Linked DNA regions of Mus musculus: region 2 is linked to region 1. Evidence: chromatin loops called from intact Hi-C (ENCODE). Cell type or tissue: left cerebral cortex. All regions are shown on one strand.

The links. A loop is a pair of places that touch in the nucleus more often than their neighbours do. Peaks named below come from ENCODE experiments on the same cell type or tissue, not always from the same donor. Only the 100,000 strongest peaks of a DNase experiment are listed, where the experiment ranks them.
Region 2: it touches region 1 in a loop (6-fold over the local background); 2 of 42 quality-filtered maps call a loop at or near these places.

What each region holds. Positions count from the first base shown.
Region 1 is chr5:136,486,700-136,489,199 of GRCm38, forward strand. All of the region lies in intron 1 of Cux1 (cut-like homeobox 1), which reads right to left. Among named protein-coding and RNA genes, the nearest start is that of Cux1, 80 kb to the right of the region's middle. In left cerebral cortex, no CTCF peak of the experiment used is centred here; a DNase peak (open chromatin) is centred at 1,132; H3K27ac peaks cover 951 bases.
Region 2 is chr5:136,425,632-136,428,131 of GRCm38, forward strand. All of the region lies in intron 2 of Cux1 (cut-like homeobox 1), which reads right to left. Gm16599 (a long non-coding RNA gene) reads left to right here. Exons shown (of 3, transcript XR_868598.3): 3 at 1-2,500. Among named protein-coding and RNA genes, the nearest start is that of Gm16599, 34 kb to the left of the region's middle. In left cerebral cortex, no CTCF peak of the experiment used is centred here; DNase peaks (open chromatin) are centred at 1,391 and 2,309; H3K27ac peaks cover 2,176 bases.

The DNA.
Region 1 (2,500 bases):
AATTCAGTTACTGAACATACGGAGCAGAATATTCTGTGTGGCATTAGTGACTGTTATAAGCGACTCCTCCATCCACAGCAGATCCCATCATCTTATGTTTCTGAGAGAACTAGAAGGCCAAGAAGGCCACCAGAGTCTACCTACCTCCGATTGTCATACATGATTCTCCCCCAATCCCCCAGAGACAGGGTCTCATGTACCCCAGACTGGCCTTAGATTCATTATAAAGCTGGAAAAAATGACCTTGAATTCCTAATCTTACTGTCTCTGCCTTCTTCCCAGTTGTTAGGATTATAGGCATGCATTAAACAGTTCTAGGGATAGAACCCAGGACTTCATGCTTACTCTGTAAGCACTCTAGCAACCGAGCCATATCCCTAATCCCCAGAGTCTTAAAAGGAGATGTGTAATGCATGTCCTCAGAGCTGGAGGCGCTCACATAACAGCATGGAAGGGCACATGGAAAGGAAATGGTGGGCAGAATAGGGTGTTCGTCACTCAGAAGATATTCCCTGCTACCACCTGAGCGAGACTGGGGTGGGAAGTGAAAGCCAACCTGCCTTATAGAACTTCCCAGAAGGATGTGAAGTAAGGGGAAGGTCCCCCTGCCTCCTCTTCTTTAGAGCTGGAGGCACAGGCATGTATCATCACTCTAGAAATGCCAAGGGTCCCTGCATACTAGGTGCTCTACAAACTGAACAACATCCCCTGCCTCCTGCTTCCTTTTTTGTGGAAACAACCCAGTGGGCCAGAAAGCCATCTTGGGTGATGCTTTCCTGGTACCATGATGGTGTGGCTCGTGGCCAGACAAGATGACAGAGAGCTGGAACAACCAACCAGCATGCTGTCAACTCAGAAATCTAAAGACAGTTTAAATGTGGAGAGGGGAACTGTGAGGTGGGGAGAGGCCTCATGCCACACTCTTCCTTTAGTATTTCTGGCATTCAAACAAATCCTGGGTGAGCAAATCCAAAGCAATACTGTGGGCTAGCATTCAAGAACAGATGTCAAAGCGACTGCAGAAAAGAGGGAAACACTGGGCGTTTTGATAGACCACATTTGAAAGTCATCCCAGAGAAGAGGAGGCAGGGGAAAAAGAGCAACCGCCACCAACGTGGGGAAGTGGGATGGAGAGAGAGGCAAGCAAGCAGTCGCAGATAACGCAGAAGGCTTGCAAAAATATAAACAATCTGGCAAGAAGGAGGACTTAGATGGCTATATTTAAGCAGCAGAAGAAGTTATAACGGGAGACTTGGAGAAGGGCGGAAAAAAGCCAATATTGAAATATGACAGGAACGGGAGAAGTTGATATTTCCTTCCAGGCACAGGCGCATACATACACACATACACACACACACACAACTTGGAGAAACAGAAAACCAGTGCTGGCTGCTGTTTCAATAGGGATCCTGCTGCTTGCCATGAAGAAGTCTGGGTTTCCAGCTATAGCACAAGTAGCATATCCTGGCTTCTTTAACTGAGTGGGGTGTTCAATGTGGGAACTTGAGGGGTTCTAGCCTTCTCAGTGAGTGAGTACATTTAGAGGATAAAGTAAGAGCACAGGGCTGATGGGCATGGTGGTGTGTTCCTGTAATCCCAACACTCAGAGGTGGAAGCAGGAAGATCAGAAGTTCAAGGCCAATTTCTGCTTCACATCAAGTTTGAGACCAGCCTGGCACCAAAAGTAAGTAAATAAATCAATCAGGTCAGAAAGAGTCAGTGAGTAACACAGCTGACTTGTGAGCACCAAGACCTGAGTTTAGATTTCAACATCCACATACAAAGCTATGTGTAAGGCTGCCGTTAGAAAGGAAATAGAGGGTTCCTGGAACTTACTGGCCATCCAGGTACAAAACAACTCCCACTGTTATGAGAAACTGTCCCCAAAAGGAACAAGATGGATGGCACCTGAGGAGAAACAGCAGAGGCTGTCTTCTGGCATCCAGACATGTACAGGGAAAGGAAGTAGAGTGAGGGTGAGGCACATATGTACACCCACACCCACACCCACTCTAAAAGACATAGGTCAGACCCTGTTTCCTAAGCCCAGCTATTTGTCCTTTGATTCTGAGGTCTCTCTGCAGACTGATAGGTCAGACAGCTTGAGTTGAACAGGTGGCCTGGTGACTAGGAACCTACATTGCAAAGCCAGTACACCTGGGGCCACTTGCTGCTGGCAGTCAGAGACTCTATGGGGTTCCACCTCACTCCTTTACCCAACCTTGCAGACATATGTGAACCAACTCGAGGAGCCAACAGGGGTCTCCAAATTTAATACTGTGCTGCCTCCTGCCACCACGGAAACAGATTGACACAGTGAGTAGACTGAGCCTTCCGCCAATGTGTGGAGCTTCCACTGCTCCAGATAGGGCTGGTCACATTTGGAAGGCTCAAAGACTTAGGCTAAATTACTCCCCCCAAAATTTAAACCACCTCCAAATCGTGTGTGTGTGTGTGTGTGTGTGTGTGTGTGTTCATTCACATATGGAGGCCAGAGATT
Region 2 (2,500 bases), 61 kb before region 1:
CTGTGTGAGATCAAAATGCTTCTGGAATAAAAATTTACTCGTGGTCATTTATGAGCTGGTTTATCACCAACATCTACGCTCTGTTCTCATAAATGCTGCAGTGTCTAAGACATATAGCATGTGGGGTGGCAGGGCAGGAATCTGCTGAACTGCCAAAGATGCGACCTGGGCATTCTGCTCAGTCCCTCGTAACCCAGTCTCATCAACAGGTCGGGGGCACCTCTGTTAGGCCAGTTGCACTTCACTAAGCCCATGTGCATGGTGGAGGAAGATGTCAAACTCATGCTGAAAATGAGCCCATGGAAAACCACACTCCAATCTGCATTCTACTGTGGAAAAAGCATCCCAACCACATCCAGATATGGATGAAGAGGGGTTTGGGGGGGGGGGGGGAGTAAGCTATATTTTGTGGGAAACCTAGAATGTTCGACATCTTGTATCACATGGAAACTGAAACTCAAAAAGTATTTCAAGAAATAGGCATGCTGAATCTTACACTTACTCCTAAAGAAGGGCTACAAGTCAACCTTCATGAAAGCATCACCTTGGTGCCCTTGCAGCCTCAGGGCCCTGGTCACACACACCAGTGAGATCCACACTCATTCTATATTGAAGTGCCAGGCTGCCACCAGAAGTCTACCTATCCAGGGAGAATACAGGCTCTGACTCCAGTGTAAAAGCTCCTTTTATCTATCTGTGAGCTCAGGCTAGGTTGGGATACCCTGATTCCAAGTAGCTTTATCTATCTGTGAGCTCAGGTTAGGTTGGGATACCCTGATTCCAAGTAGCTTTATCTATCTGTGAGCTCAGGCTAGGTTGGGATACCCTGATTCCAAGTAGCTTTCCTGCCTTCTTGGAAGCCAGCTCCACAAGGTGATGTCTATAAGGTTTTTTTGAGACAGGGTCTTACTGGCCTGGAGCTTTTAGATTGAGCTGTGTTGGTTGGCCAGTGAGCCACAGCAATCTACCTCTGTTTCCAACTCTTCCTCCTCCTCCCCTTCCTCCTCTTCCTCCTCTGTGCTAGGATTACAAGCATGTCATTATCCAATGACACAACTAGAGCAAGAATTGTGGGTCTCAAGTTTCACTAACATTTCAGTGCAAGTGGCTAACAAGCAGGGAAACACTATGGAGCAGGTGAGTCTTGCTGCTTTGAGTCAGCCTGCAGTGACTATCAGGAATGTACTCACGAGTATCTATTGTGTGCTTTGTATGCATACAGCCAAGAAGTTATATAACTCCCCCCCTCCCTTTCTTTCTGAAACAGGGTCTTGTTATATACGCAGGCTGGCATCAAATGTACAATCCTCCTCCTATAGCCTCTGAGTGCTGGGATTCCAGGAGTGGTATCACACCTGGATGGCCCTGGCCTCTTGAAGGTGAAGTTCTGCAGGGAGGACAAACATGCACATCAAACTGACTGCACAGCAAGACAGCTGCAGGAGCCCATGAAAGGTGGGTACAAAAGCCTGGGCTGTCAAGTGACCATTTGCATGAAGCCACCTTCTCACCCAGGCAGAAGAATTTCCTTTTGGAATTCCAAAGCATCTAGCATAGTCATTTATCACCCGAAACAACTGCTTTACAGGACAGAGAGCCCTAGCACTGAGGCCAGGCCACCCTACAATTGCTATTCCTTAGTGCAGCCTAGAGCTTACAGGACTCACTTGATTGAAGTGTTTATTCAGTGATCTAAAGGGTAGAGAGCGATCATTTCCACACCCACCCTTGCCCCTCACTCACTTACAACTAAATAAACAAGAGTGACTCAGTTAAAAGGCAAATAACACAAACATTAAACATGACTGTATTCAAGCTGGAGAGGAAGGCCAGATAGCCTGGGGCTTCACTAAAGCTTGAATGAAGGCCAAGCTGAAGGTCACTGCTAGATCCTGTGGTGACACAGATCTCACTGTGGGTGGGTATCTTAATAATTTTCAGGAGACTTGAAGCTACCAGGTGGTGGCGGTTAAAGGACAGTGGGTCCAAGCACGAGGAAACTGTTCCTAGTCAAGTGTAACACATACCTATGATCCTAGCACCCAGGAGGCTGCTAGTTCAATGCTAGCCTGGCTACAGAGTGATGAAGTGCTGGGGTAATGGCTCAGCTGGGGAGAACTTGCCTAGCATGCACAAGACCCTGGGTTCTATCAACAGCCCAGCAGATAGAATAAATTAAAGAAGAAAGAAGGCGCTCTCCGTCAAAGGCATAGACTATAGGGAAACACTTGGAAGTGCTTTTGCTGACAAGTTGCCCGGGAGAGCCACTGCCGACAGAGGCCGGTTTCTATTTTAGGCTAACATCGGGAAATAAGCTGAAGACACATGCGCCTCAATTCAGGGCAGCTGCTTTCTCAAACAGCTCAAAATAGGAACTCTCTACAACACACATGCATTGGCACGCACACGAGTGTGTCCACCGCTCACAGACCAGCAGGACCAGAGCTGGCACAAAGGATTTCATTTTCTTATAGAGCCTGACAATTCCAAAACCCATGCA